3 separate regions of the Mus musculus genome follow, and all the other regions are linked to region 2. The links are chromatin loops, found by intact Hi-C in ENCODE. Cell type or tissue: gastrocnemius. All regions are shown on one strand. Each heading gives the region's core, and the rest is flanking DNA. Links, peaks and the distances in the headings are about the cores only.

Region 1 (10,683 bases), core at 1,159-9,158, 100 kb before region 2:
CTGCAGCCTGTATTTTATAGAGGAGGAAACAAAAAAGTATAACCCAACCTCTGAGAACAGAAAATTATTGATCGAGTTTGGTGAGTCAGTCCTCTAGCCTACAGTGTGAGTGCCCCACTGTACCAGTACCATAAGCAGTAGGGCCAGCAAGAGGGCTCTGCAGCTGGAGGATCTTGCTGACAAGCCAAGCCAACCAACTCAGGTTCTACCCCTGGCTCCCCGATAAGGGAGGAGAAAACTGACATTTATAAGTCGTCTTCAGACCTCCACATAAGCACTCTGGCATATGGCTGTGTGCACATGTGTGTGTGTGCAGACACACACAATAAATGAATGAATAAATAAATAAATAAATGCACTTACTCTTTAAATTTTTTCACAGCATAGCATAGGATCCAATTTGTGCTCATGTATACCCTGGCTAACATTATGAATTTGGGTATGTCTGTGTTTACATCCTCACTCTTTTACATTAGGTAAGTAGTTACCTTTCTAAATCTCAGTATCCACTTTGTGATATATATTAAACAAGTTTTTTTTTAAGCCAGTTATTATCACATAAATTCTCTCTGTCCCAGTTTTCTTGCCATTTACAATAAATTTATTATGCGTAATCTTAGCAAATGATTATGAGAGTTGAAATAGAGGAGTCTCTGGACAAGTGCCATTTGCCATTTATGGTGGTGGTAGTGTACTGGGTGTCAAGGGAATGTGGAGATGACCTATCTATAAACATAAAAGGAAACTAAAGTGTAAGGGAGCTGAAGGGGACCCCCAGGGCCCTTTGCCTCTTCGTGCCTTCAGGGACAGTAGCTGTCAGTGGTTCCTAGAGCCACCAAGCCTTTCGACTTTTGTTTATACATCCATGCTTCCAGATTGAACTTGGCTTGACGTAGATTTGAGCTTCTGAAAGAATGCTCAAAAGCCACTGCTTTAACCCAAATTTGTAGGCTAGAAGGAGCCCAGCCCCAGCAATCTCTCGGGGAGCTGTGTGGTTCCCAGTGCAGAAGTGCTGAGGTGCAGCTTGTGGCTGTGGGTTCAGGAAGCTTCATGTTTTCCTGGACGGTGCAAGTCGATGGTGGTTTGCCCAGAAACTGCAGGGCTGGCCTCTGTTTCTCCCGGTTATAAAGAAGTTAAGCATTTCCTATGCTAATCCATTAGCTTCATTCCTTCAACAGGAGTGACTCCTGAGGTAGCAGATCATTGCAGAGTTTCATTTAAAGGATGGTAGGACTGAATACCTTGGTGGAAGCTGGGGCCATGGGGTGGTTTGAGTACCATCGAATACCTACCTGTTCATCAGTCCATAGGCAAACTACTGAATGCAGAAATGAGAAACATGGATGTGATGAGGGTCCTTAACACTTCAGACTCTACATTGTACTCTCCCATGCTTTTTGTCCATTTTTTGTCCGAAGGAGCCACGTATAGCTTTCCTCACTTCTCAGAGAAGTCAGGGGCCCCAGGAAAATCTATGTGATTAGAGAATTTCACAGTCCTTCTCAGCTTTATATCATTTTACTCCACAATGATGTCTCATTAGGTTGGACTGCCTAGAATAAATCAATCTTGTCAGACAAAAGGGAATAGGGATTTGTATGGAAGAAGAGGACTTGGTTTTATAGGTGTAACCCTTCCTCTCCTCCTCTTCTTTTCCTCCTCCTCCTCCTCCTCTTCTTTTCTTCCTCCTCCTCCTATTCCTCCTCCTCCTCCTTCTTCTTCCTCTTCTCCTCCTCTTCTTTTCCTTTTCCTCCTCCTCCTCCTCTTCCTCCTCCTCCTCCTCCTCCTCTTTCTTCTTCTTTATGATTTTTTGTTTTGCCTTGCTATGTGCTCACAGTTGGTTTTTCCAGTGGAGATCATTGCTCTGTGCTCTCTACCAGCTCTGTCTTTACAGTAGGTGGCAGCTTGCCCTGTGCCACAGACTCTATGTTTGCTTGGGTGATACTCATGCCAAAGAAGCATATGATTTATCACTTTACTTTTTTTTTTTTTTAATTTCTTCTTGGACATTTTGTACTGCCCCTATGGTCCCCATGGCTTTTATTTGAAATTCTTCTGGCATGTTTACTTAGCATAATAGTTCATCTATTTACAGAACATTTTGCTTTGTTTTTGAAAAAAAAAATGTTGCAAGACTTGTTTTCAATGGCAGAGTCAGACCTACCTAAGGAAAGAGTCAAGTAACTGGGATAAGGATGAGCCAAACTTAAAAACGTCTATGGATAGTTGCAGTGTGGTGTTGAAAGTGTCTCAGTGCTCGTTTAAGAAGGAATCCAAATATTAAACTGGTTCAAGTGGATTCTTCCTGCCTGCTCTCCCTGTGATTCTTCTCATTTGTGGTACTCTCGTCCCTTCACTTGGGGGGAGGGCATTTAGTCAAATGTGAATTTTGAATTCTTCCTAGCTGTTCTGTTTCATCTTTAAATATCTGCTGAATCATGATTTGTCTTTCTCAAAACGTTTTCTGAGGTAGATTGATGTTCATGATCGATGACGCATTGCCAGCAGCCTGAGGAAAATGAACCAGCTGCTGTTTATGAATTACCAGGCTAATCTAATGAATTTTATTTCCTGAACCAACTTATCTTATGGTGATTGGGAAGCTATTGCATTTAGAAGCTCAATTACTATAATTTAGCTGGAATCATCATCATATATATTTTTTCACAAGATATATATAGCTATATATATCTAATCATAAGATATATTTATATATACTCATAAGATATATACAGTAATATATAATAACATGTATAAGCATATATATATATATATATATATATATATATACACACACATATATACACACACAGATACATATATGTTGTCTCAGTTGCTAATAGCACAATATCTCACTCTTGGAAAGTAATGAAGAGTTTTAATTTGACTCACACTTCTGGTCCAAGCCAAAAACTGCATCTAGTGTGTCTATCTGGAATAGTCCTAAGAAGGGGCAATGTACCACAAGGAGAGACAGAAAGCAAAGACCTAGTCTGGCTGGCTTATAGGGCAGACATACTCTTAAGAGAACCCTTTAATCTATGCATTATATTTAGAATACAGTCCATGTTCTTAAGGACAGAATCCTAGCTACCTCTAAAAGCTCTCACATTTTCCCACCGTGTTTCATAATGGAGATTAAATTTCAGTGTGACTGACTGTTGAGTTACTTTGATAAGCAACAATGCTTACTTAAATTGAACCCTGGAACCCACAGGTATGAGGGAGAATTGACTCCCACAGCCATCTTCTGATTTACACACACACACACACACACACACACACCATACACACACATGCTGCAGGGGGCAGGGAGTTTCAAATAAATGCAAAAAAAAAAAAAAAAGAGTCCAGCATTAATTTTGTAGGAACAAACCATATTCAAATCATGTCATTGTAAAGTAGATTTTAAAAAATGTCTTAGGCTGGGGTTAGTAGAGCTATTGACTAGCATACATAAGGAACTGGATTGGATCCATGGTACCATGTGCACATAGAAAAAATTGACCTGTTCTATTTGAAAGGAAACAGTGGCTATCATTTGGGTGTTGAACTAATAAGAGGCAAGTTTTCTGAAGTCATCTTAATTTTAAAATCACAATTGACTTATCTCCTTGGTTTCCTGTGTTTGTTGTTGCTGCTTTTTTTTGTTGTTTGTTTTGTTGTTGTTTTTTGTTTTGTTTTGTTTTTGTTCTTTGTTTTGTTTTGTTTTGTTTTAGAACTCACCCAGATATCCTTGAAAACAAACAAACAAACAAACAAAAAACTATGATAGCTGATCTAGTTAGGATTTTAGACAGAACTAACAGGAAAACCAAAACTATCCAAAGACAAAAAAAAGGATTTTCCTGAAGCATGCAGGAGGACTGGAAGCCGGGCCACTAAGGTGGATGTGTTAAGCATTCCTTGCTGTAGCCCGGATACTTAAACGTCACTGCTTCTGATGCGACTAAAGATCCTGACCTTCATATCCCTCCCCAACCCCCCCCCAGTCGTCCCCCGCCTCCGCGGCCCCAAAGGGTTGAAAAGAGGAAACCATTTTACAGATGGTGCCAAGGAAACCATGAGACCATGAGTCACTGCTGTGGACTTAGGAGAAACACAGAGAGCACAGGGTCTGGTCACAGATGTCCAAGTGCCCATTGGTTCCTTGACCTTTAAGGACCTTGACAACATTTGAGTCATGAGAACCATGCATTTTAGACCAGTGACCCAGAGATGGAGTTAAGTGTCCTGACTTGGTGTTCTTTTCTCCTGAGTCCAAATACCTGGAGGGCCTGGGAGGCAGCCAGTGCCAACTTACCTTGCCAAGACTTTTTCTTGGCCAAGTTTTGAGCCTTTCTAAAAACCACTCTCCTTTGCTGTTTTGTTGTTGTTGTTTTTAGTTTTGTTTTTTGTTGTTGTTGGTGGTGTTTTTTGCTTGTTTGTTTGTTTTGTTGTTGTTTTATTTGTTTTTTTTTCCCCCTAATGTCATTGAATATGTTCAAACCTCAGATATCTACAGAAAATTTACCTTCATCTCCTCCTCTCCTTGCCTCCAGATGCATTGTGCCTTCGTTTCTCTTCAGAAAAGAGCAGGTCTCCCAGAGCTATCAACCGACCACAGCATAACAAAATACAATGAGACTAGGCACAAAACCCTTTGATCAAGGCTAGGTTAGGCAACCCATTAGGAGGAAAAGGGTTCCAACAGCAGGCTAAAGAGTCAGAGACACCCCATTCCCATTGTTAGGAGTCCAACAAGAAGCCCAAGCTAAACAACCACAGAATGTATGTTGAGGGCCTATCGTAGACCCTTTAGGCTTCATGGTTCCTGCTTCAGTCTCTGTGAGCCTGGATCACTGCTGTTTAGTTGATGCTGTGGGCTGTGTTTTCATGGTGTCCTCCACCCCTCTGGCTCCTACAGTCCTTCCTCCCCCTCTTTCTCAAGGTTCCCTAAGCTCTGCCAAATGTCTGACTGTAGGTCTCTGTATCTGCTCCCATCGATTGTTGGAAGAAACCTTTCTGATTCTTCATTGGTCTTTCTGTGTTTCCCTCTTCCAGAGAGATTTCACATAGCCCAGGCTGAACTCAGCACCACCCCATGTAGTCGGTTTGTATCTCACGATGACTTTGAACCCCTGATCCCCGTGTCTTTACCTCCGAAGTGCTACGATTACCGGTGTGCAAGACCAACACTCAGACTTAGCTCCTGCTTTTCTAGAGATGACTGTTCTCTCATATACATGTTGAATAGATGTCCGGTACTTCCCTGGTAGCACTGTAAAACTCGAGGCTTATCTCTGGTCTCGCCACTCTTCCATCTAGACTAAATACTCAGACTGAATTTACTGCTCTGTTCCTTCCCTGCTTGCCAGAAACCCTAACCAGACTTAATCTTAGTAATTAACCACAGAATCCTCTTTCAGAGACAAAGTAGAAAGTCCTTGGAGATAGGAATCTCTTAGCGCAGCATGCAGAGATCCCTCCCTAATGTGTCTCTAATGCAATATCTCTTTTCTAGCTAGTCTCTCAAATATGACACAAGCTTCCAATTCCGTCTCTTATATATGATACTCTTGTATTCAATATGCTGCTCTCTATTGCAATCATTTATACACCATGTCTAACCCCTCCCTTCCTCTCCCTCCCTTCCTTTCTTTCCTGCCTTTTCTTAGGTACCTCTTTTTCTTTCCTTTACTGTGGATTTCAGAGACAGGGTTGCCTTCTAACCTAGGAGGGCTTGATAATGATTATGTAGCTCAAGGCTCTCAAACTCATGACTATCCTGCCTCTGCTTCTGAAGTGCTGGGAATAAAGGCATGCATTACCATGCCCAGCTAGCCCTTAGCATGAGTTATTTTGTGTTAAAACCTTTAGCCGCCCTGTAGTCTACTTTCCACTTAGGCATATGGAAATGAAAAGCTGAAGTAATTGAAGTAACTTCCCACACCTGAGTTAGCAGATGATGGGCCAGGATCCAGTGTAAACCATCTGTCTTCGGAACCTGTGCTGTTGGCCTGGACTTCAAACTCCACATCTTTGAGCAACATCTATCTTTCAAGTCCACGGTTCTCTCTTCTCTATAAAACTTTCCCTGGTGATCAATAGACATCAGAGACTTGGAATTTATCGCAGGGTTATTTGTGCTTTCTCGGTTTTATTGAGCATACTGCAAACGCTGAGAAAGTAATACCATGATGCACGATGTGACCATAAATACCTGTAGCTTCAGTCTTCCAAATCCTCTTCAAAAGGTAATTGGAAAGCAAACGGAAAGGCCAAGTACTAGCAAGAGCTTGCGCTGCAGCTTGGTGTGTAGACAGGAGCTCAGTGAGCCAGGGTTTTTCCCCTTCTCCAGGTCTTCCTGGTGCCTCTGACCTTGGAGGTGCCATTTAGCGTCCCATACCTCCATACTCCCTCCGCCCTCATCCTCATTTGTGAAATTGGCTTAATAAGGTATGCCTCATGGGATTCCAACAGTGACTATGAAAACTTACTATAATTTGTAAAGCCATATTCAAAAATAGTCTGTTTTTTTTTAGTCCCACCGGAAGTTAAATATAAGTAAAGTGTGGACTCCATCCTCGGGCTGGCACTGGGGAGCTCTTCATGTCCTGATCATAGAACGTTTTCTTTTGTGAGCTGCCTTTGGCTTCTGTAAATGAACTTCTCTGGACTGACTATGAAGCTGGCCAGCACCTCTCTTATCCCTGTCCTTTTGATATTCCCTAACCCTGAGGTTTTAAAATAGTGAATCTAAACTTCCATAATATAATGTAATGTAAATTGTATCTTCAAGAACCTGTATTTAGAATACTTACCACTTCTTGGTGTATTTTCCTCATGGAATGACTTTAATCTCCATGGTTAGTCCATCATGAACTATTCTATAAGTGCCCAGACTTGGGCCTGTTAAGGTTTACAGTGTGCCTTCGTTGGTGGGGCTTGTATAAAATGACTAGGTTGGTTTTGCTTTTCGAATTTGGGCAGGGAGACTTAGAAGGCATGGTAGGAAAACTGGTTGAGAAAAAGAAAGTTAAAGTATAGAGTTAACTCCTAAGATAAATAAAAAGTGTAGAGCTAAGATAAATAAATCGCCACTTTCTTGAGGAGCCCGGGTGTATTTCCTGTAGACCCTGAGAATTCTATTCTACTATTGGGAAGAGCATGAGATGGATAATGGTAGAGATTCACGAGGGAGGAGAATTCCATGTGCTCTCTGGCCACTAAGTGGATTACAGGTGTGTCACCATGCCAGGCTAGTATGTAGCATTTTACACATAGCTGCTTGGACACAGTTTGTTGCAATGAGCTAGAGAACAAAAAATAACAAAGAACAAAAAACAAAAGATGAACATGCGCTGCTGAGCCATGCCACAGTTCATCAGGAAACCTGAATTCTAGTCCACATAAAACACCCAAGAGGCAAGTGACTTCAGTGATTTGGTCTTCTTAAGTCTCAATTTCTTCACTTATTAAACACAGATGCTGTGTTGGATAGGTAATAATGTTACTTGAAAATGATTTGCTATTAATCATCATACGAGTTGCAGAAAGAGCAATTGTTAAATTTGTCCATCAAGGCTGAAATGAACGGGAGATGGAATAGTATTACCATGGGACCTGCTCTGCTCTGACCACTTCTGAGTTTGCCTAGCGTTTTCTCACTAAATTGCTTTCAAATTATATTGGCAAGACCAAGAAGCAACATATGCCTTATGTTATAGAAAGCCTATCAGAGATAACACACCCCTGTAAGCATGCACATGGTCCCAGCTTTCTATAGGAGCAATGAAGATATCAGACACAGAATAAAGACAGTATATGCCATTTTCCTAGCTAGTTCTCAATAAAGAACTTGGGTTCCTAGTTTATAATGTGTTTGGCATATTCCCTTAACTAGTAATAGGAGACTGAATCTCTGTTTTATAAATGAAGAAAATCAAGGGTGTGCAACTCAATTCCAAATTCACTAGTTTCCAGCCCATTGCTTACTCACTGATTCCAGCACTATTGCTATAAATGTGTTAGATGCTTTCAGAGCCTTTAAGAGCTAGACAGATTGGTGAAGCATGCCATGTCCAACCCAAGGTAAGTGAACTGAGACCTATTGCAAAACCCAACGTTCCTAAATTGAACTCTAAAGTCTTCATTTCTTTAAAAGGTAGCCTTGTGCTTCTGAAGGTTTACTGACTTTACCTAGGATCAACAAAGAATAGAAGCTCTCCAGCTTGAGTGTCTGTTAATGTCACCGTGGGGGTTGTTATGTAAAATGCAGTACATCTGCTGTGACTTGGGAACTTGTGTATGTAGAAGTTTCTTTCTTCATGCTGACCTATCGCTGTGAGAAACACTGAAAGTCATAGCGACTTATTTAGACACAAATTGGAAAATTGTCCCGAAGGGGAATTCCAGTGTTACAGTTGAAAATCAAAATTTATGAATTGTTTTTTCAAAAAAAACTCAATATAATTAATAAAGTGATGGTTGTAGGTTCTCCTCCAAGATCCATGACTTCACTAGCCCTGGGTGGTCGGCTAGGTCTCCAGTACTTGGTATGGTATATACTTAGCCACCTATGAGTGGATTGACAACCCAAGCACTGTATATTGGACAACAAAGGGGAATGAGATGTAAATGGTATGACAGGTTGGATATATGATTTTTTTCAAGAAATCTTTTTGTATTTACTCACTTTTTCATTTCTTGGTCTCTGTAGGTGGCAAATCTTCCAAATGACTATATGATAACCCTCAACTATGTCGCCGGGATGGATGTTTTGGTATGTACTTCACACATTTCTGACTTGCATTTTGGTAGCTAATGGGTAACTCGTGATCATCCACATTAAAGACATTATCAACTCGTTGTCTTGATAATTTTTCTTTTTAATTTCCCCCTCAAGCTGCTGCTAAGATTATCAATGAGCATTTCAGTATGTGTTTTATGCCTGCATGCTAAAAGAAAATGGCTCATCTTGGTTAGATTTAGCAACGGATGTCTCTTTTTCCTCTCTGCAACTCTCAAAGGGGCTTGAATGTAAAATCATGCTAAATTTTCTCCTTGGCAATGTTTCATTTATATGTTACTCTTATTCCTATGCCATTAAGAGTATGGAATATTTTATTTTATTTCTGAGCTTATTAGCCATGCAATGGGTTTTGAATAAAAGTATGGGGTTGTAATTTTGTTTCTATGTAAATTTTGGAATGCTAGGCTGTGGACAAACTCTACTAGGGTTATGTAGACCAAAAAGAGGTATAGTAACTCCACATGCTTTTATAAACTCCTAAGACGTAAAACTTTGCTATCTGGAAAGATGTGATGTTAATGCAGTTTGATACTATGTGTTGCAACTTGCAACATAGTCACATATTTTCAACAGGTGCTCTCCATGCTGACTCACTGTAGCTGTTGTAATCCTGGGGTAAATGTAAAGCTATTTGTGTTTCTTTCTCTTTTGCAACTCTCATTTTCCCCTAAGCCCAATAAATACTCATAGCATGCTGATTATGCACGTGCTGTTTCTGGGTTTTGTGGATCAGTCAGTCCAAAGTATATTATTTTGTTCTTTAAAATACCTTTCAAATACTGCATAAGGTTTTCATTTCAAGAGAGTGTCTGCAGCTATCCTTCTTTTGCTTGATAAGCATTTTTAGCACGAACTGCCCAATGCTTTTTAGAACTCCCTAGAACATGTATCTTCATGCTGGACCAGCTATACTCAAGCCTGGGCATTGTCTGTCCCTTCAGGTAGTGGGGTTTTCTGCAAAGAGAAATGTAAAGTCATAGCAGCTTGAAAACTAGTCAATGCAGTCATTTGATCACTTAGCAAGCATTCAGTGAAGAACACTAAAGAGCCTCCTGCACTGACAAATTAAAAAACTCTCATCTCAATGTTTGAGTCCTTGCCTAGCCTTTGGAAAGTTCTGGATTCCCTCCCAGCACTGCAAAAATAACAAACAGACAAACAAATAAACATCTTTGCAAGAATTGTGAGGAAAGTACATAGCCTTTTTGTCACGTTTTTTGCAAAATGATGTCACCATCCCCCCTACACACACACACACACACACACACACACACACACACACACACACACACACACACAAGGGTGAGAAGAAACCACACACAGTAGGTACACTTGTTCATATTTTACAAAGGACTCAAGGAGGTTTACAGCTTAGACTTATTTTGACCAGGGTTCTACAGTTTGTATACAACAGACCTAAAAAGAACACCCCTCCCTTTCCTATCCCACCCTGCTCCAGACATCTGACTCTTCACTCTGGGTTACTGAAAATGGGGACATGAAGAATAATTACCACGCTGAGCCAAGTGCTAGAAGGTAGCTTCTAGGCAATAAAGCCGTCCCACTCCGGACTGCAGCCCCCTTGAGCTTGGTGATCGCCAGACTTGCTCAAAGCAATCCTGCTGCTCTTTGCAAAGCAAGTGTTAAGCTGGGAAATAACTAAATAGATGATTTCGTGCTGGTCTAATCATAGACGGGTGCTAAATCATAAATTTCAGTATGGGCTGGTGATAGCTAGAGCCAGGCTTGTAAAAATAAAGCCGACTTCTTGCCACATATTTTGTGCGTGTTTCTGCAATTGAGAGAAGCCTGCTATTATTTGGTCTTGGCATGCTATCGTAGAACTACTGAGAAACATTGTTCTTGGCCACCACAGTTGGCAGGAAAAA
Region 2 (10,683 bases), core at 875-8,874:
ACATTACAAAAATAAAATAAAATAGGAACAAACCACAGTCATTTTCTATTTATAATTATAGGTTCAATCTGAACTTCCTCAGGCTTTCACTTTTTAGAGCCTCTTCATTTCTGGTTGCCTGTGGTTTAGATCCATTCAGGGCTCTGAAGCTCCTTTAAGTGAGTAAGGACTTTAATGGAGGCAGAGCAAGACTTCTCACCCATGTGGCAGCTGGAGACCTGAAACATCGTCTCTCCTGGCTTTGCATGGCTGGATTATTGTCTCATAATCTAGAACAGTCCGACTGGATGATTTTCACGGGCGAACATGTGCAAAAATAAAAGCGTTTAGAGCCTGTTCATGCTTTTGGAGGTAGAATAAGGACAGCAAGCACCATTCTGCCAGTGTATTCTGTACGTCAGCATTCCTTCATTCTTCCTTTGTAATCTTTTGTTTTTTTTTTAAACAGTCCAGACTTTATCTCCCTCCTGGTCCGCCCTCTGACTGTTCCACATCGCATACCCCCTCCCCCCCCACACACCCAACAAGACCTCCCCACTCCCTGGGGCCTCAAGTCTCTCGAGGGTTAGGTGCATCTTCTCTTACTGAAGCCAGACCAGGCAGTCCTCTGCTGTATATGTGTCGGGGGCCTCATATCAGTGGGTGTATGCCGCCTGGTTGGTGGCTCAATGTTTGACAGATCTCAGAGGTCCAGGTTAGTTGAGACTGATGGTCTCCCTATGGGGTTGCCCTCCTCCTCAGCTCCTTCATTCTCCTCAGCCTCCCTTCATTCTTTTAAAAAATACTTATTTCTTTATTCAATACATATATGTAAGTGCTTGAGTGTAAGCATGTGCAGCTCATGTGTGCAGTCACTTACAGAGGTCTGAAGAAAGAATTGGATCCCCTGGAACTGAAGATAAAAGGAGGTTGTGAATCACCATGTGGGTGCAGGAAAAACCTAGGACCTCTGCAAGAGCATTAAGTGTTCTTAACCTCTATGTGTTCTCTTTAGCCTCCTTCTCTCATTTTTAATCATTTTCGGTGTCTGGTTTTTCAACACTTCGATCTAATTCCAATAAACTATTGTTCTGTTTAAGTTATTTGGAGCCAGGGAACTTGATAGGTTTATAGCCAATGTCTCAGGTAAATAGGCAAGCTGGGATAACACTTGTTTAGCAGTTATTTATTACCTATGTACTAGGAAAAATTTTAATTTACTTATTACCTAAGTGTTTATTACTTTTACATGTTAAGTAGTTTGATTATCTAGTTCTATTATTTGTGACTTACGAAAGCAACACCTGATTAGTTCTGAATATTAGCTGGCCTCAGGAATATTCTTCTTTTTTTTTTTTTGTTCTTCAATGTGATTCCTACCCACATCATGTAACTGAATCCAACTAGCACCTTCAATGGGGTTGGAGCATCCAAAATAGACTCTCCCACAATGTTTGGCCATTGATGTCAATTGTATATTCTTTAGATGGAATATTGATTACATAAATAAATAACAGGAAAAAAAACCCCTCATACCCTTGTATATCCAGCAGTCTAGTGAAGAGTTTGTACTAATACAGAAGAAAAATGAAAGAAATTAATAACAAAAACTTTAACAATGAAATGTTTTGAGCTAGATGGACATAGTGGCACATGCCTGTAATTCCAGCTTGTGGGAGGAAGAGACAGACAGCTCCAGAGTTCCAAGCCAGTTTGAGTGACATATTGAAAACTTGTCTCAAAAAACAAACAAACAAACAAACAAACAAAATAAAACAAAAAAAATCAATATATTATATCTGCTGTGAGATGCTTCAGTGAGAAATGAAGCCAGGAATGCATTTGGGGAAATGTTTGGGCACTGGAAGATTTGAAATTTAAATAGAGTGACTCTAGGATCCTACTAAGATCATGCATTTGAGCAACGGTGTGTAAGCAGACTGTGTGTTGTGGGGTTTTCTGACAAGAGACCATTGTTTTGGCTGGAGGGGCTTGTGAGACAATTAGATGAGTATAAAAGGTAAAAGGGAAGAAAAATGAAGAGCTTCAAAAATAATTTCATAACTATGATTATGGTAGTTTGAAAGAAAATGGCCCCATAGGCCCAGAGGTAGTGGCACTATTAGAAGGGTGGAGTAGGTGTGGCCTTGTGGAAGTGTGTCACTGTGGAAGCATGCTTTGAGGTCTCAGAAGCTCAAGATGTGGAACTCTTAGCTACCCTCAAACACCGTGTCTGCCTGCAGGTCACTATGCTTCCTGCCATGATGATAATGCATTAAACCTCTACACTGTAAACAGGCCCCAATTAAATGCTTTCCTCTATAAGAGTTGCTGTGGTCACGGTGTCTTCTCAGAGAAATAAAACCTTAGGACATTTGCTTTTAGTGATCATGAGAACTACTGGGGAATTCTGAGCAGGAGTGCTTCTTTAGTTTGGTGCTTGGAAGGACAGCCTGAGCTGTTAGTGTGAGAAGAGACCGAGAAGGCAGGTGTGGGCCATAAGGCTAATCCACCAGGATTTGTAGCTTGGACCAGAAATAGTGAAGGATAAATGGATTCACTTATTTTTTTTCCCCACAGTGGATGCTTACTCTATCAAGGTATGTTTAGGAAAGCAACTGTAACTGGCTGAACCCTTTACACACTATTATGTAGTCTTTCTTACGCCAATGATTCCCAGAAGTTTATTTCCTACTTGGGTGTGTACCGTAATAATTTCCTTTTCACATTCCAGATTTTAGGGTTACCAGACAAATGGCCTGCCCTGATGGCTGGCTGGCATAGAAGGCAGACTCCATGTGGTATAATTTTATCTCATTTTGGTGCCATCTGACTTTGGCCAACATTTCTACACAGATGTTATTTGCCTGGATTTGAGCTTTGAAAATTTATTATTTTGAACTTGTGCATGCTCTAGTGACTCAACTTTGAATCATCAACAATGAACATTATGTTAGTTGTCCCGGAGGATATTACTGATATAAAAAGAAAGAGGGAGAGAGAGAAACTCCCAAAGAGGGAATCCTATGTAGCAAAGATAAGGCTCATTCAGACAAGAGGGGACGGAGATCAGGATTTAATGACAATGGTTCTTTCCTTCAAGTAGAGGGAAGGGGAACCCAGGAAGAGAATCCTTGACCTTCCTAAATCATTTCTACAGAAAGGTTCCATCCATTGCTCCAGCAACAGCCAGCTCCACCTGCCCGAGGGCCTCATAAAATGTTGCACTAATTCCCTCTGAGTTCTCAGGTAAGGTTTACAAGGGGATGGACGCTAGATGTTCTGCTGTGCTTCCTCAGTTCTTTCCTGCTTTAACTATGTTCCGTGTGTGTGTTTTTGTATTTTTTCAAATGAGAAGACTTGGAAAGGTTTGCCAGAGGTAGATTTGAAAACCATTCCAGTTAAGTTGTTGGACTTTCAGTTAACTAAGGAAAAGAGAACTGGGAAAGAGATCCTTACTGAAGATTCATAACCCATAGTTATTTGTAAGTGGGTTCATTGTTACCCATAGTTAATTATAATTGTAACTCTAAAAGAATTGTATGTAACATGTCTCATTTTTAAAGTCATACACCTATTATTATTATTATTATTATTATTATTATTATTATCATCATTATTATTATTTTGCCAATTCTTATCTCTTCTAGTGCCTTCCATAGTCTCGGAACAAAGATATCCCTGCCTCTACTGTTCCAGTCTAAATAATAGGTCAGGGATGGAGTGGTGCGAAGCAAAGAAGACCGGAGATACCCAGGTGCACAGCCAGAGTCTAATCATGACATCTTTTCTCCCAGAGCTTTGGAGACTCTGGACAAATCTTTCTGAGCCAAAGTTATCTTTCTCTAAAAATGCTTGGCTAGCAAGATGACCGTGGTATACTGTGGTGCCTGTCCCAAGGATGTTCAGCTAGGATGGACATGACTTCCAGAAACAGCACACTCAGCTGAAAACAACTTCCACTCTAGATGCTTATTTGATTTCAAGACCAGGAACTGCAGTGATTAGAGAGTCTCTCAGCAGCTGCTAGATCTGGGCGGGTCAGTGTGTGCGATTCTGTGCTGCTGGAGCCCCAGGTATCATATCGTATCTGGAAACCTGCAAAACGGGGGAGGGGGCATTTATCTTTGCATGTCTTTCGTGAGGAAGAAATTCTTCCCAGAAGGCGCAAGAACTTCTCTTCTGATTTCATCAGGTTGGTCTGGGTAACATGTGTGTTTCCCAGACCCAACAGAGTTGTGAAAGTGAGCGATGCACATTTCTTTCTTCTTGTGAGAAAGGCACTGTAGCAAAAGAAAAGCTGGGAGGGTCGTGGGTGTAGGGTAGAGAAGCTGTGTGGGCTCTGTGTGCCCTGTGCTGCTCGGCTTAGTGAACATTGGAGAGAGTTAGTTCCTTCCTGCTTCTATTTTCAGCACAATACTTCAAGTGCTCGCAGACCGCAGACTGGTGCCTGACCATTGTCCTTCCGTGAGTGCTGAATGGCCTGCCAGCTCGCAATCCCTTCTCTCAAACCAGGCTGACTTCTGTCCACCATGTAAATTCCTAGTTCTAAAATATAGCGAAACTTCTTAATACAAAAGTAAATCAATAACCAAGCCAAGCCAAACCAAACCAAACAAAAGCAGAAGCTAAACCCAGCAAGGAAAGCTACTTGCCTTCCATGTCAGGCATTCCTCTGGGGTCACGTGCTCTGACAGGAAAGGAGACATGTAAAAGCTTCCATTTTCATCGTCTTGCAATTTTAATAAAGTAAGTGGTGTCTCGAAGCATTTTCCAGCTGGATCCTTTTGTGATGTGTGATATATACTTTATGTTCATGCTGGATGTATTTTTCTCCTCAATCTGTTTTACCCAGGGCGAAAAATGGTTTTTGTTGTTTCAAAAAAAAAAAAAAAAGACATACTAAATATTTTTTCTTTTTTTTTTATTAGATATTTTCTTTATTTCCATTTCAAATGTTATCCCTTTTCCTTGTTTCCCCTCTGAAAAATCCCCTATCCCTTTCCCCCTCCCCCTGCTCACCAACCCATCCACTCCTGCTTCCTGGCCCTGGCATTCCCCCATACTGGGGCATAGAGCCTACTCAGGACCAAGGGCCTCTCCACCTATTGATGACCAACTAGGCCATCCTCTGCTACATATACAGTTAGAGCCATGAGTCAGGCACTGGCAGAGCTTCTCAGGAGACAGCTGTATCAGGTTCCTGTCAGCAAGCTCTTGTTGGCAACCACAATAGTGTGGTTTTGGTGGTTGTTTATGGGATGGATCCCCACGTGGGGCAGTCTCTGGATGGTCATTCCTCCATTCTCTGCTTCACACTAAATATTTTTAATGAATGTCATTTCCTAGTTGCTACAGCAGCAAAGAAAAATAACGTGAGCAAGGACCTTGGAGAAAGAACAAAGCTATCAGTCAGAGGGAGCTAGATTTGAGCTACAGCCCTGAAGACTCTAGAGCTGGTCGCTGTATGTAGAAACTGGGGCCTCCTGCATTTAATAAAATTCTAGGAGCAAAGCAGAGACTACACTAAAATTAGTTGACGATGACAGAGGCCTTAGAAGCTATACCTAGAAAAAAAATGTATAGAAACTTTTAAAGCAAAGCGGGAAAGTATGATGTAGGCTTTCCAACACAAACATTGTGAGTCAGGGAGTTCAAAGACAGATGAGAATACAGACCACACCAAACCAAAGATGCTGCTGACTGTGTAGCTAGAGCCCTGCCTTTCTCGTTGATTATGAAAAAAAGATTGGTACAATTCACAGCATCTGCTGTGACAACATAATGATTATTTATGAATTGACACAATAAAATACACATAGAACCATACATGTACATATGCATATAAATATTTAAATATTTAAAGTGCCCCTTAGCCATAGATACCTGCAAGATGAACATGGTCAAATACAAAAAGTCAATTCTCCAAAGGCCAAGACAGGAAAAAAGTAGCTTTTCAGCTTTACCTTAATAGAGATAAACTCTGATTTTGTGTGTTCCTTATGATAATTACTGGCGTCACTATAATCTCCACACTCCCTAAGCAAAAGCAGATCTCTACGACTTCAAGGCCAGCCTGGTCTTTCTATCAAGTAGCAGGCCTGCCAGGGCAAAATTAGAGGATCCCATATCAAAAACAAAATGAGCAAGCTAAGAAAAGCCTGTGACATTTTTAGTGTCAGCAAACGACAACAGTTTTAAATTTTGGAGTTGGAAGATGAGTTTACTAGTTACAAGAGAAACATTTGCATTATTTGGTATTTATTTTTCAAATATGTCTTACATGTTAATTTATTCCTCTAAAATGTATTACAAGTCTCTATGTGTTATTTTAATTCCATACTGATAGGCTGTTTCTCCGCTGCCAGTGAAATAAGACAATTCAAGCCAGATTAGATTGTATCAAAGGCAGGTTTATTGGGGAGCTGCTCTCAGGCAAATTCACTGGCCTCAAGGTGGGAGACCAAGGGAAGTCACCATGGGGGTGGGGGTAAGGCTGATGGCACACACAGAGACAAGAGGCAGAAAAGGGGAGAAGGGAGAGAGAGGGGAATTAAGAGGGAGAGACAGGGAAAGGAGAGAGAGAGGGAGAGAGAGACAGAGACAGAGACAGAGAGAGGGACAGAGACAGAGAGCTCCCAAAATGGTTGAGTTATATAGGGAGGAGCCTCTGAGGAAAAGGCAGCCTAGCCCATCACTGAAAAGTTTAAGGTTGGAGAGCAGCAAATGCCAGGCAGGGACTGAGGCATGCTTGGAGAATCTGGAGGCCAGGTCTGCTTTGGTATTTAGTCCCTTGTCCCAGGGTTGGAAACCAAACACTTACAGCACTTTTTACAATGGACTGCTCCCAAGATTAGCTTAATAAATTTTGGACATCTCATTCTGACTCCAGTATATTCCTTATTCCAAGTCTTCTATATTGATAATAGTATATGGATGTGCTTATTTATGTTAGGTTTGATGTTATTTTGAACACTAGATTTCGTGTTTTATAAAAAGATAAGGAGAGAAAGAATATGTTTGATGTATCTGTAGTCAGGTGTGGGGGAAGGGGGTGCCTCTGCGGGAACCAGCCACAGGATGGCACAGTATAGAATAGAGTTTATTTAGAGAATGGGGAGGGGAGTTGAGAGGGCAGTAGAGACAGAAAGGCAGAGAGAGTAGAGGAGTAGAGGCAGATCATGAGTACATGGAGAGAGAGGGTGGTGAGGGAATGGGGAGAGGGCAGGAGCAGGAAGGGGAAGAGCAAGACCAAGAGAGGAGCAACAGAGAGAGGAGGGGCAAGCAGCCCCTTTTATAGTGAGCCAGGCACATCTGACTATTGTCAGGTAACTGTGGAGCAGAGCTTTGACAAAATGCTAACACTAGAGAATTAGCTCTTCGGTATAAGTGCTATTAATTTTCAGTATTTTTGAAACTGTTGATTGGTTTATCCATCAACACTGTGATCTCAAAAAACGTGCTAAGAAATTTGGAGCATTTAATGTTCCTTTATAAGTAATGACAAAGACATTATTATCACTGTATCACATGCTGCATTTGCACTAACAAAAAATAAAAAAAAAACCCTAAATCTTCAGAATTCTTGCGTACTGCTTATGTATGCATCAATTTAAAATTGTATGTGTTTCTATAAGTTTTAAAAATTGTTTTACTGTTATTGGTATGTTTGTATACCATGTGTGTGCTTGGAACTTGTGGAGTCCAGAAGAGGGCCCTGGATCCCTTAGAACTTTAGTTAGGGGTGTGAGCAACCATGGAATGCTGAGACTAGAACCCTGGTGCCCTGCAAGAGTAGCAGCTTTTTCTAGCCCCCGAGCAGCCATCTTTCCGACCTTGTGTTTCCAGAATTTTAATTTTTAAACAATGTATTGTTGTTGTGTTGGGTGTGTGTGAATGTGTGTGGATGCATGTGGAGGTAATGTGTGTTTCAAAGCACATGTGGGGATATCAGAATACAACTCCTCGGTGGAGTCAGCTCTTCTACCTTCACATTAGATCTAGGTATTGAACTAAGGTCATTGGGTTTGTATGACAAGGGCTTATTGTTGGTGGTGGTGGTAGTGGTGGTGGTGGTTTCTCTGTGTAGCCCTGACTGCCCTGGAACTCACTCTGCAGACCAGGCTGGCCTCGAACTCAGAAATCAGCCTGCCTCTGCCTCCCAATGCTGGGATTAAAGACGTGCTCCACCACTGCAGGACTTTAGCCATTGAGTCTACTCAGTTGCCCAGTTTCGAGACTGCTTTGTCTTGTTTCGTTCTGTTTAAATCTTATTTTAATTGTTTTAAGATTTTCGTACTTGTCAGCTTCTAGATTTTTATTCCCTTAAAGTGAATACAGCTCTTTCTCCTGCAATTGATGTATATTCTTAGCTGGGAAGTCATAAGAAATTTAATGCTAGACCACAGTCTTTAAATGCTGGGGTTGATCCATACATATTTGTATCATAGGATAGAGGGACAGATGTCCTCGCTCTCTAGTTTTTCATGATAACTCAGGGCTGAGTATTATGTGACACTGAAATAAAGGGACTCATTTAAGAATGCATTTGACAATCCCTGACAAAGCCTCCAGGAATCTGCTCATCCCCAAGAACTGGCCTCCTCAGAGTCAACAGTTAAAACTCTCAAAGAGGGAGAGCCCTGTTTGTTTACTCTATTGTAGTGTGCTTTCAAAGCACAATGGTGGGAGAGGTTTGTTCTAGTTTTTCCTGCAGGTATTCCCTGGAGAATTCATTTAAAAAGAACACAACAGGCTCTCTGTGCCTCTGCTGCAGCAGACTCTCTCTCTAGCATTGTTTCAGCTTAACCCCTTTGAGGTGGGACCACGCCTTTGTTTCTGACTTCCTGGACTCTAAAGGTTGAATTTCAGGTCACCTTAGTACACTTAGATTTCCCTCTGACCCATACAAGCTATAAATTTTTCTTCAAAAACAATTAAAATAAATACACGTCATTAGATGGACTACTGCAGTGTGGGAAAAGTACAAAGACTAGTTGCTTTCTTCTAGACGTTGTTATTCACAGAGGCAGAAGAATCCATTGCAAGTGAGGTTGCTTCCAAAGATAGTGTTTCAAGAGCATGAAGCATATGTAAGACCGGATGAGAATATAATGTTGAACAAGACCAGATTCAGCTTTGAGCAGAATTAAGACTCATGGAGATCTGTGGTTAACTCGTCTATCCCTGCTATTTTGTCATGTTTCCCTCACAGTGCACCGATGTTTGGTCACTGTATTTTTTCTATTCAATCTTTCTTAGCAGTTCAAATTTAACTAAGTTAGTTAGAGGTTCCAGGACTAATCTTTTAAAGTTTTCCTGTAAGTAAATAAAAGATTTACTGTGAGCTAAAAGAAATCACAGTATAAAGTGAAATATAATTTTGAACATGGACATAATTTGATAATTATAAGCTAATGTGCTTATATATGTGACACCCATCCCACGCAGTTATTCATTAGTATCCATGGTGGTGGTTACAGGACCACCCAAACTACCAAACCTCACAGATGCTCAACTTTCCTTTAAATTAAACATAGCATTTTATATAACCTATTTGTTGTGTCTTATAAAAAGATAAGGAGAAAAGGAATATGTTTGGTGAAGGCTCAGTAATGTGTGGGGGGACGGGGTGACTTTGAGGGCCCACACTGAGGCATCTCTTCCCCCTGAGTGACTAGCCACATGGCCAGTATAGTATAGAATAGAGTTTATTTAGGGCATGGAGAGGGGAGCTGGGAGGATAGTAGAGGCAGAGAAAGGCAAAGGGAGAGAGTAGAGACATAGAGGTAGGCCATGAGCATGTGGAGAAAGAGGGAAGGGGGGATGGGGAGAAAGGTGGGGGAGGGACAAGGGGGGAGAGAGAGAGAGAGAGAGAGAGAGAGAGAGAGAGAGAGAGAGAGAGAGAGAGAGAGAGAGCACAAGAAGACAAGAAGGAGAGGAGGAAGCCAGCAGACCCTTTTATAGTGAGTCAGGTATATCTGGCTGTTGCCAGGTAATAGTGGGGGCAGACCTTAGACAAAATGCTAACACTATTTCCATATGCCCTTCCATATATTTTTTATTTTGAATGAAATCTCACTACATTGCATAGGCTAGCTCCAAGTTTCTAGTCTTAAATAATCTTCTTGCCTGAAGCCCATAAGAAGTTGGAACTATAGTCCATAGCACACCATACTGACACATTTTAAATATCTGGATTACTTATGATATCTAAAGTGATATGATTGTTCTATTACTAGTTCTTATATTACATTGCACAGGAAATAATAATATGTTTTCTATCCATTAATAAGAAACTAAAGATGTGAAATCTGAGTATATAAAATAAGCCTTCCTGTACATGGTGCATCAAAGTACAAGGTACTCCTTTTCAAGTTTAAAATAGTTATTTGTATTTGGAGAAAAAAAAAAGAATTTTTGTTAGCATCATTCCTTAATTTTTTCCCCTCTGATTACTTTGTTATTCTGCAAGAATACTATAGATTTGGCATTCTAGCATAAAAGGCAGATTAATAATACTTCAAAATGGGGCAGAGCAAATCCCCATTTAGAATAGATCCTTTTGAGCACAGTGATACATACCTGTAATCCTAGAACTTAGTAAAGAAATGCTAACGTTATTTCCATATACCTTTCCATATAGTTTTTATTTTTAAAGAATGAAATCTCACTACATCGCATAGGCTAGCTCCAAGTTTCTAG
Region 3 (10,683 bases), core at 1,171-9,170, 330 kb before region 2:
AAAGTGAGGGCTCACATATTTTTTCCTAGTTACAGCATATTATTTTTCCTAATGTATAGCTCAACTTCTCTATGTAGGCATAGATAGCATTTATTACATACATCAATTATCACTGTCACTAAATCAAAATCCCAAGTGCCCCAGTGTCAAGACCTAGTGAGTCTTAGGGTTTGAATTAGGTGTCAATTTAAGAAATGTTTTGAATGTCTTGGTTAAACTATTAAAAAGTGCAAATGAGATGTTTATTGGCACCTTAAAGATAATAGCCAGGTCTGTTTTCCCACTCCCACTGTAATTTTCTCCTAATATGTATTACAAAATTATAGATTGTACTCCACTGAATTACAGTTTGGAATACTAAATGATAGATTTACAACATAATATCTCACTTGGGAATGAGCTTTAAAGTCTGAATCTAAAACAAAAATAGAATCCACAATGCCCTTGGAAATATATGAAAACTTTTCATACGGTCTGGCACCACCTCTCATTAATCCAGCAAATTATCTTTTCAGCTTTGGACAGGAGCTCCTTTGGATAAGCATTAGGAAGACAGCCGACTTGTGTGGAAGGCACTGAAGAGCCTTAGCCCCGGGAAAATATTCAATGAATGTCGGAAAGGGAAGATCCATTCAGCGCAGCAAGATGTGGATGTCCAGGCAGAGGAGAAGGGTGGCAACCGGGAAACATGCACACAGCTCTATCCTCCACTTCCTGCTAACCCAGAGCCATGAATGTATCCTGTGGACAATGACAAAAATCTTTGTCTTTTTCTCCAACCTTACACGTCTACAACAGAATGCATTTACATTACAGATGCACACGATGTTATCTATTCTACTCTAATATTTACCAGATGGCATCAGTACACTAGATTCTTTAACATTAGGAGCAGTCTTTCCACAAACATATGTGAGAGTGAGATTTACTATTGCTAGAGCGATTTCTAAAAGCATTAATTTAAATAAGCAAGCCAACAAATAAACCCAAGGAATTTGACAGAACCTTTGCCCAAAGTTAGGATTATGACAATGATAATCATTTTTAAACGGGTACATTGTGGGGCCAGAGCATCCAGAGCAGTTATATTCTGGTCTTGCACAATACAGCTGTGATGCATAATAAGACTCTGGAAACATCTGCTTCTCTCTGATACATGGCTGGAAAACCATAGCAGGGGATGTTGCAAAGCGGGGTGACCATATTGGATGTGCTAATTGCTGCTTCATATGCTGAATTCCAATTATCTTGGCAATTAAGACAGAAATATTTGCTGAGTAAACACCAAGCAGAATTTCCCTCCATCACAGGTTGAGAGTACATCCTAACATCTATTTAACATGCTATCTCGGTGAATGTTTTGGGAAGGTGGGGGAGGGGTGCTGAAAGCAATCTTATTTACTATATGTAGATACACTATGCACAAATCAATGAGGTGCTTAGCTCTATAAGTCAATAACTATATTGAAGATATTGAAAATAAGCAATTTTTTTCCTTCCTGCAGATGAGCTCACCGTGTAGTCAATTTTGAATAGACTTACTGGATTCTTCGTAAATAAAAAAATTTTAAAAATGTGTCTTTGAGACAGAGAAACGGAGCCTTCCTTTCTCTCGGTCTAAACTGACTTTTGTACCTTTCTAGACTCACTGTTTTTTTTAAGCCATCCTAAAATTTCGAAGAGAAGTATATAAAACAAACTTGAAAACAATAAAGATAGATGGGAAGAAGAAAAGCAAGGAGACAGAAAAAGGGAGGCCAAGTGGGTCCAAGATGCAATTCAACTCTAATAAGCTTATGAAAGTTAGAGTCATCTGGTAGCATATTAACATCACTTGGTTATATTTTAAAGAGAAAACACAATTTATGGCCATGAGAAATTAAGCAATGAGAACCACTCAATTTTGTATCTGTGAGTCCTGGACATTTATTAAACAGACCAATGCTGATATGAAGACCCCAGACTTGAGTTTATTTTCCTTTATGAGTATGTCTCTCTTATAATGATATCTGCAGTTCCATAATGCAGTGTGGAATTGTAAAAACTTCAATTCAGAGTGCTTAGCAATTCAGATCTATCTTGAAATGCCAGTCCATTGCCTAGGCCCCACATCTCTAAGTCCCATGTTCAAGGCTGAATTACGAACAGCCGTGTTTTAACAGGGCATTTTGTAAATAAAGCAATGAAATCTTTTCACATAAATTAAAGTCAAAGTATCCAGTCTGAAGGGAGTTTCAGAATGTTAGGGCAAAGGAGCACCTCTTCTCACCACAAAGCAATAAAGAGGCACAGAGATATTAAGATATGAAAATGTACCAATAAAGAGCTCTATAATCTTCATTACAAATTGTGAAAAAGTGAGTCACAGGAATTTTGTGCTGATGCCAATGTTGTCCTTCCAGCTACCTTCAAATAAAGTAATAAATGATGGGACGTAGCTGAATATTTATCTGAGCCAAGTTTGTGTATGTGTTCACTTATTGGGTTTGATTTTGAGCTGGTATTCCTTTAAGCACGCTTCATCCCAGTTCCATAGACAGACAAACGGTTTCAGATAACTGAGGTCAACCCCGAAGGCTACACCAGTTTGGAGCTCGGTTGAGGATAGGTCAGGCTTCTGGTTACCAGGGTCCTCTACCCTCTTCCTCTATTTCTAAAAAGAAGTCTCTTTAGGATTGGTTTTGCAAAAGACTCCATATTTCCGAAGAAAGATCGCTTTCTAGTAGGTTAAGATGAACTTGGCTGTCGATGAAGAAGGAAAGAGAGGGAATGAGGTTCTTTGAGGGACACTTATCGTTTGTATTCTTGTGTTTCTGAGAATGTTGACTACAAAACAAAGAAAAGCATATGTGCATGTGTATGTGTGTGTGTGCATATATGTGTGTGTATATATGTGTGTATGTATGTGTGTCTGTGTGTGTCAATATATATGTGTATATGTATATGTATATGTATATGTATATGTATATGTATATGTATATGTATATGTGTGTGTGTGTGTGTGTGTATGTATTATGAGTTGAAGTTGCATTCTTGTGAATAAATGCCATGACAAAAGCAACTCTTATAAAAGAAAACGTTTATTGGAGATTGTTTTCCATTTTAGAGCATAAGTCCATTATCATCAAGAAGCAGACAGGTATCACACTGGAGCTGGAGCTGAGGTATTTACATCCTGACCTGCAGGCATCGAGAGACTAGCATGGGCTTTTGAAACCTCAAAACCCACCCGAAGTGACATACTTCTCCAACAAGGCTGCACACACTCCAATAAGGCCACACTTTCTAATGCCTAATCCTTCTCGTCCTGCTCAAACAGTTCCAGTCCCTTGTGACCAAATATATGAGCGATAGAAAGCGGGGCATTCTCATAAAATAATCACAAGAAACTATTCTTATTTATTCCTAGATGCTGACTTCACATTCCATCTTACTTGGAGAAAGCAAAAGAAACAACTTCCTAAATGAGATTTTTACTCACATAAGGAAGAAGCGGGTTCCATTGATGAGACTAGAAGAGACCTACCTAGCTTGGGTATCACTCCACTTGTCAGGACTTGTCTTTCCTCAGGTCTCCCTCATTGTCCTTGGCTCCTTACTCCATGAAAGTGGGTGGGATCAGTCGTAGTACAAATGGTAGCTTAAAATGCAAACTTGAGAGTGGAAGTCACAGAGTGTCATTTGAATATATCAGTTTGCATTGAACTTGACATTTTAAAATATCTGGTCCCTGGGACACTATCCAGAGCACTATTCCCGATGTTTCCAGAACTCACACACGGTATTTTTGTTATCATTATAGATACTAAGACAGCAGAACTTTATTGCCTTAAATAAAATATATTAATAAAATTGGATCTTCTTAAAAGATTCTTATATAATTTTTGAAGGTAAAAATATGTGTTTTTAATTTTCTACCATGACTACAATGAAAAATAAAAAAAAAACTAAACTGCTTGAGAAATAAAAAGCAAAGGCAGTAATAATAAGAAATTAGGTAAGTCTATAAATTTTGCTGCCTGACAGTTTTGTTTTAAAAAACCACAAAATTTTGACACATCATAGTTTAAGAATACGCTTTCAAAATGTCTAATTGCCAGCTGAAAGAAAGACAAGAATCTGTTTTGAATCCAAAGCTCCCATCTGTTAGCTGATTGATTTAGTATGAGTTTGCTATTAATGAGTTTTATTTTTAAAAATGAACATTTTAAAATAAAGATGTGAAGACATACTTCTCCTTTTTGCTTATGGTCCTGTTGTGGTAACATCTCCAAGCCAGGCAGCTCTCGGTTCACCATACTAGAGCATTGTCCATGGCCAGCAGCTCTCGCTGTACCCACTGCTTTTCATGAACACTTGCTGTTTGAGCATCAGTCAGGAGATGCTGGTATAACCATGGTTACTGCATTGCATCCCTTAGAAACCACGTGCTCAATGAACAAAAGTACCAGTCACATTTATTTATTTGTTATCTTATTTCTGCACCCACACATATAACTTGGTATAAGACAAGGTGATAAACTTTGCCACTACCAACATGTCACATTGAATATAGAAATAAATACTAGAATCAGCTATATTTATGGCAGTTTTTAAAGAGGTCTCCAACGCCCCTCTTCTCGGTAACATATTGTTGATTATGTTTTAGAAAACACATTCTCCCCACCATGGTAATAGGTTACTCATGCTGTCCAGAGACAATCCAAGTAAAGGCTTATGACACACTATCCAGAACACAGTGAATACTCAATGAAAACCATCTTTAATAAACATCATTGTTCTTGAAGTCACAGCTACATGTTCTGTGCATTCTTGAACACAGCCTTGAAAAGCTGATACCAAAAGGCATTTCAAAAGCTACTAGCTGTTTCAATTTTATCTGCAGGTCATTTCACTCCTGCTAATGTTTTTTTTTTGGAATTTTGGGGTGTTTCTTCTTATTTGCCACATGATACCAAAAAATTGGGGTTGCCTATTAGGGCTCTTAGTCTCATTAACTCACTAATAAGATAATTTAAGGGTGGATAAAGATAGAAGTGTGGGGGAAATTTTATAAGAGCTTAAAAGAACAACTCCCCAGGGCAAGCAAACTGTAAATCTAAGCAACTACCCAGGAGGAGAATAGAGAAGAGGAAGGGAAATGTCATGACATTTGAGTTTCTGGGAGAGAGGTCCACAGGGAAGCACAGCCTCAAGGCAAGAGTAGGTTAGAGGAGGAGTAAGGTAGCCCAAAATTTCAGATAAAGCATACATAGATGTTTGCCAGCATCTTCAAGAAACAGAGAAAAAGGAGTGGAGAGGAAACTTCGCTGTGTGAGTCAGGACTGCGAAAGGTGAACAGACCCAGATGATTCTCATGACTGCTCAGCTCGTAGAGACTATACTGTGGACAGGAATTTAAGGGGTTAATTATGCCTTTATCATAGCTTAAGGTAAATCGTAGCTAAGTGATTGACCCGACTCAAATGGAATATTAAAAGAGTGAGACCAGGTCAGAGATTCCATTCCTGTGACCAAAAGGTTACCCTCAGGGGGATTTACCGCTACTTTAACACTGGATCTGAGTCGCAGAGTTGAGATTCTCTCAGAACACCAAACCCAGCTTGTTGCCTCAGCCTTGAACACACTATTTCCTTTGCCTTGAAGTTCTTTACTTCCTAGATGTGTTAGCATGCTCGCTCCTACTCAAAACCTTCACTATCAGAGTCAATCTGTGTCTCAAGGCACTTAGGACATAGCGCTTTTAATACTTTTGTCTTTATTGATTTCTACCCTTTCAAGCTTGTAAAGAGAAGTGCCTCGCATGTCGCAGACACTCAGGAGTGTGTGAATCCATTGGACAGGTCAGCTGAGCTTTTAACACACTATGGATTTTTCATATAGTGCTTTAGTTTTCTTCCATAGAACTTCATTTACTGAGAGCGGTCATTGATGTTGATGGATGTATCCCTTCCACTTCCTGCCAAGCCTTACCAGATGTAGATGTCTTTGTGTATACCAGTGTCTGTTGCCAAGAGCGGCTTTTGGAAGGACTAGAAAGAAGTCTGTGTTGTATCAGTGCCTGTGAAACAACAAGAAACTCAAGTGGAGTTGCTGCTCCCACAGACTAACCAGGGACAAAAACAAGGCCACTCGGGGTCTCAGGGCAGATGCCTTAGTTGGCTCTCAGCTGGTACACGATGCAGTCTCAGTCTTTCACAAAAAAAGGCCCATCTGCCTGGGAAAACTGGGGCTGGCTTTTCTACAGAGGAGGACAGTCATGAAGTGTTAAATGCTAACTGTGGTATATTTTGTTCTTTGGGGTATGAATTTCTTAAACTCAGTTATAATGAGTTTCCTCTAGGCATGAATGTTTGTGATTGACAGTAATAAGGACCTTTGCTGTGCCTCTTAAGAGATATCCTAATTCTATGCTTGATAACAGCCATTTGGAACTGATATTGGAATGATGCCAGGGGTACCAGTAAAACTATGTTCACAGTCTACAGGGCTTCACCAGCTACCTTTCTTTACCCAGAATGAAAAATTTTCTGAGGACATAAGATGTTCCCAGCAATAGGAGAAGAAACTAAGACCATTAACTAATAACTTCCTTATTTCATGCTTTAGTTTCTTTACTGTATTTTGTTTGTTTGTTTTTTCCAGACGGAGATTCTCTCTGTAGCCCTGGCTGTCCTGGAACTCATTCTGTAGATCAGGCTGGCCTCGAACTCACAGAAATGCACCTGCCCTTGCCTCTTGTATGCTGCCATTAAAGGTGTGCACTACTACTCAATGACATACTATAAGTGAAAGTAATGCATTGGGCTCTGTTAGGGTTAGAATAGAAGAGAATATATGTTAAAAAATTCCTACTGCAGTAACTGGTGGAGAGTAAGTAAGCTCTACATTTTAGGGTCATTGTAATTATAACTATTAAAAGTATTATCGCTTTCATTAGTCTGTTTGCTTTAGGGTGTTTTTTAGGCAGGAAACGCATTAGTAGTGGTCTCAAATGCCTTGGATTCTGGGAATGATTTTAATTTTCTAAATTAAGGTTGCTGTGATTTTCTGTTTCAAGTTTTTGCTCCAGCACTTAACACTCTGTCGTATAAGGGCAGCTTTTTCAGATGGGGAAAGAGCTTGGCCAAGTTATCTGCCTCTTCTTGGCTATCAGAGAGGACCTCACAAAACGTATGGCAGTGACAATCTGCCCTGGAGATGTAGCTGGATACGGACTCCAGGTCCTTCCTTTCGTTAACATCTTTGCTCCCTTCTCCCTTTCCTTATTTCTTCCGTCTCTTCCCTCCTTCATTTTCTACCCTTTCCAAGAATCTTAATTCCTCAATTAGAACTTACTTAGGGCTGCTTTCTCCCATAAACCTCAAAACAAAACAAAACAAAACAAAACAAAACAAACAAACAAACAAAAAACCTATTTTAGTGAAGACTTTTGTATACATCTTCATATATAACATTTTGTTGAGAAGGAAAAAGCTGGGAACTATTGTTTTAAAGCAAAAATTACTGACTGCTGACTAATAGGACAGCCATGTTTGAGGTGAAGAAGGAAATAAAAAGAAAGGAGGGAGCTAGATATTGCCAGCTAATTGGCAGAGCTGAGCTAACCCTCCCAGGAAAACAGCAAAATGAAGTATATATTCCAACTTGTCAGGTGATTCTAGATTCCTGATGTCCCAAATAGTATAGCAGGCCATTTGTTGTAACTTAGGAAGTGTCAGGGATCAGAAGATTGGTTGCAGCATTTAAGTTATAATACGAGGACTTATATAAATATGAGTCAATCTCAGACCATTTAATACCATCGGTACTGTGGAGAGTGTAAGCGTATCTGGCCTTTAAAATCTCTAAAAGGTGTAAAGCATTGAGGAAGGAATGTATGTCCTCACATGAACTGATTGTATAGCATAAGCACTTAAAAGTAGTGCTATTTGTAAGGAAATCTGCAAACTCGCCAAAAAATAAAAGAGACACCAGATACTTTCAGGTGGCCTAAGCCCTAGCTCTTACAAGCACATTTAGATACTCAGTTCACTGACATCCTGTGGTTGGATTTGGGGGCCTCTGCACAAAACCAAAGGAGTGTAGCCGGTGCATGCAGGGAGATCATTTTCATCTCATTCCTGTAATTTGGCCCTTTCCAGAGTAACAAAAAGAGCCCTGAGAGGTTTAGCCTTCCAGCTCAGCTGCCTTATAGTTTGTGATACGATAGGGCAGAATCACAGAGAGTGTAGGCAATGTGCCAGGTTAAATCAACACACATAAGAACAAGGGACCCTAGGCAAGGGTGTAAGGGCAATACACTTTCAACCAAGGTGGCGCTGTTTCTCAGGTTGTCACAGAAGAGAAAGAATGTTTTTCAAAATTTAAGAAGGCAGACCCATGGTGTGAGGGAAAAGTGAAATCCATCAAGAAATCTTTGATGTGTTACCGTTAAATTGAATTTATAAATAAAGATGCTTTCTGGCAGTTGTTGTGTTTAGACAGTCCATATATATTCAAGGTATGCCGAGGATGTTAGTAGTAAGACAAATGGTATATTAAGAAGGCAAATAGAATTACAAGTATCTCTCTGGGAGCCAGAAGCACTAATAGAAAAGCTACTCTCAGACTTTGCCCCTTCCTTGGAATTCCTGTGAGGACAGGAGGCACACAGCTACCAGGGACATCTCGTCATGATGTCACTCCTCAGCTTGCCTGTGCTGTTCCTTCTCTTGGTTTTCTACAAGTCTTACAATGCGCATGTGTCCTAGAATTCATGCTGTTTTATGCGAGCTCTCTGAGATCCACGCAATAACATATCTTTCCCAAGAGTCTTTTTTACTCCTGTGACCAACAACTCAAAGGCATGTTTCCCATGTCTCGCACTGAGTGTTTCGCTAGATAGTCTAAGGCTCTTGTGGGAAGCATTATCACCCCAGATGCCAAATGATATACCTTCATTTAAATGTACGCATATTTATATATTATATATTATTTATGTATAAATTATATATGTTAATGTATACATGTATAAATAAAACATAATACAAACATAAACTATTAATATACATTGTTTATATATAAATTGTACATGTTAATATATACATGTGCAAATAAAACATATAAGTATAAATATAAAATATAAATATATATATTAGTTATATCTAATGTATTCTAAGTAAATAGAAAATGTTTCCCCATGTCTCTCTTAAATGTCTTTTTGTTCTTTATCTCTCTTTCCTTTCTTTCCCTTTGTGCTACCTTCTTTCTCCCATCCCAATCAAATTTTCTGCCCCCATTTTTCTCATTTCCAATCTGGTGACATTTATGTTCTATCTCCCTCTGTAGAACTCCCACACACACACACCCTTCCACCAACCCCCACCCCTCACCCACTCCTACCTGACCCTCATGGTCACTTTTTAACTTCCCTAGTTTCCATGGTTACTGCAAATTAACTCCTCATGGCTAGGGTGGTCACAGACCCTAGAGGAGAGCCCACTGCTGCCATTTTCCTGAACCAGTATAATTTCTAACTGCACTCCAGATTTTGGTCCTTATAACAACCATAATTATAGCACTCATCTCCCAGCAAAGATGTTTCCTTTTACCACAGGTGAAGACCACCCCAGAAATCCACAACTGGTCAGAAGGCAGAGAAGAACTGACCATGGGGTGCCCAACCCCAAGTAATACATCCACAGCCCAACCCCTACACTTCCCAGTCAGAGAATATTGCAAAAGACAGGGACAAAGAATCGTAAACGCCAGAAGACCAGAAAGTTGGCTGTGGGATAGTGTCTTCCATATGTGGCAGGGAAGCTGACCATGAAATCTCAGAGAGAAAGTCACAGAAACAAAACTTGTGCAATGGCATCACTTCGTGTGCCAGGGTGTCTGGGGAAATGTCTCAAATCCTTACCCTTACAGAAAGAATTATAAGTGATTAATGGTTACTAACAGAGGGAGAATCAAACTTTTCTATGCATGAGTCTTTGATGAGTTACCCAATCCCCAGAGGTTAGCCCTAAACAAATACGTATAAGAAACATTAAATGGACTCAGCAGGTTATACATCATATACATATACATATACATATACATATACATATACATATACATATACATATACATATACATATACATATACATATACATATACATATACATATACATATACATATACATATACATACACACACATATATATATAATAGATATACACATCATATATAATATATACATACACATATAATTAAAGAAGAGGTGGTAAGTTTGAGAGAGAGGAACACAGAAGGAGTTGTAATAGGAAGAGGGAGGGTTGTAAATCAAGTAAATTCAGTAATTATGCATAAAGTTCTCAAAAATTAATTATAAAAAATATATTTTAATTACATTACCAACTAATAAGTCTTTGGTAATCACCTCTAGTTTTGACTAGGTTCTCACCGCCTCTTCTTTTCCTCATCTTCCTGAGCATCCTGGCTTAAGCTTTTAACCCCCAACCTCCTCCCATTCTCTCAGATCACGCATGTTAATCTTTCTCCCAAATCTGTTCAGAGTAAATCTTATTACTTCCTGATATAAACAACCCCCTGGACCTCACCACTGAATGACAAACCTAAGCCCACGGATCTGGTAGCCACAAGTAGGGTTTTTCCAAATCAAGATTCAGCTCATTTTCTTTTCTATGCCACATGT

What was found. A loop is a pair of places that touch in the nucleus more often than their neighbours do. Peaks named below come from ENCODE experiments on the same cell type or tissue, not always from the same donor. Only the 100,000 strongest peaks of a DNase experiment are listed, where the experiment ranks them.
Region 1: it touches region 2 in a loop (2.6-fold over the local background); 2 of 42 quality-filtered maps call a loop at or near these places.
Region 3: a loop joins it to region 2, with 2.3 times the contacts of the local background. A loop is called at or near these places in 7 of 42 quality-filtered maps.

The regions. Positions count from the first base shown.
Region 1 is chr10:100,055,383-100,066,065 of GRCm38, forward strand. Kitl (kit ligand) reads left to right here. Exons shown (of 10, transcript NM_013598.3): 3 at 8,702-8,764. Among named protein-coding and RNA genes, the nearest start is that of Kitl, 45 kb to the left of the region's middle. In gastrocnemius, for the core only: no CTCF peak of the experiment used is centred there; a DNase peak (open chromatin) is centred at 4,279; H3K27ac peaks cover 273 bases.
Region 2 is chr10:100,156,025-100,166,707 of GRCm38, forward strand. No RefSeq gene overlaps it. Among named protein-coding and RNA genes, the nearest start is that of Gm35533, 17 kb to the left of the region's middle. In gastrocnemius, for the core only: no CTCF peak of the experiment used is centred there; a DNase peak (open chromatin) is centred at 5,101; H3K4me3 peaks cover 792 bases; H3K27ac peaks cover 4,625 bases.
Region 3 is chr10:99,829,009-99,839,691 of GRCm38, forward strand. It overlaps Gm35206 (predicted gene, 35206), which reads left to right. Exons shown (of 5, transcript NR_155868.1): 5 at 516-1,574. Among named protein-coding and RNA genes, the nearest start is that of Gm35437, 69 kb to the right of the region's middle. In gastrocnemius, for the core only: no CTCF peak of the experiment used is centred there; no DNase peak of the experiment used is centred there.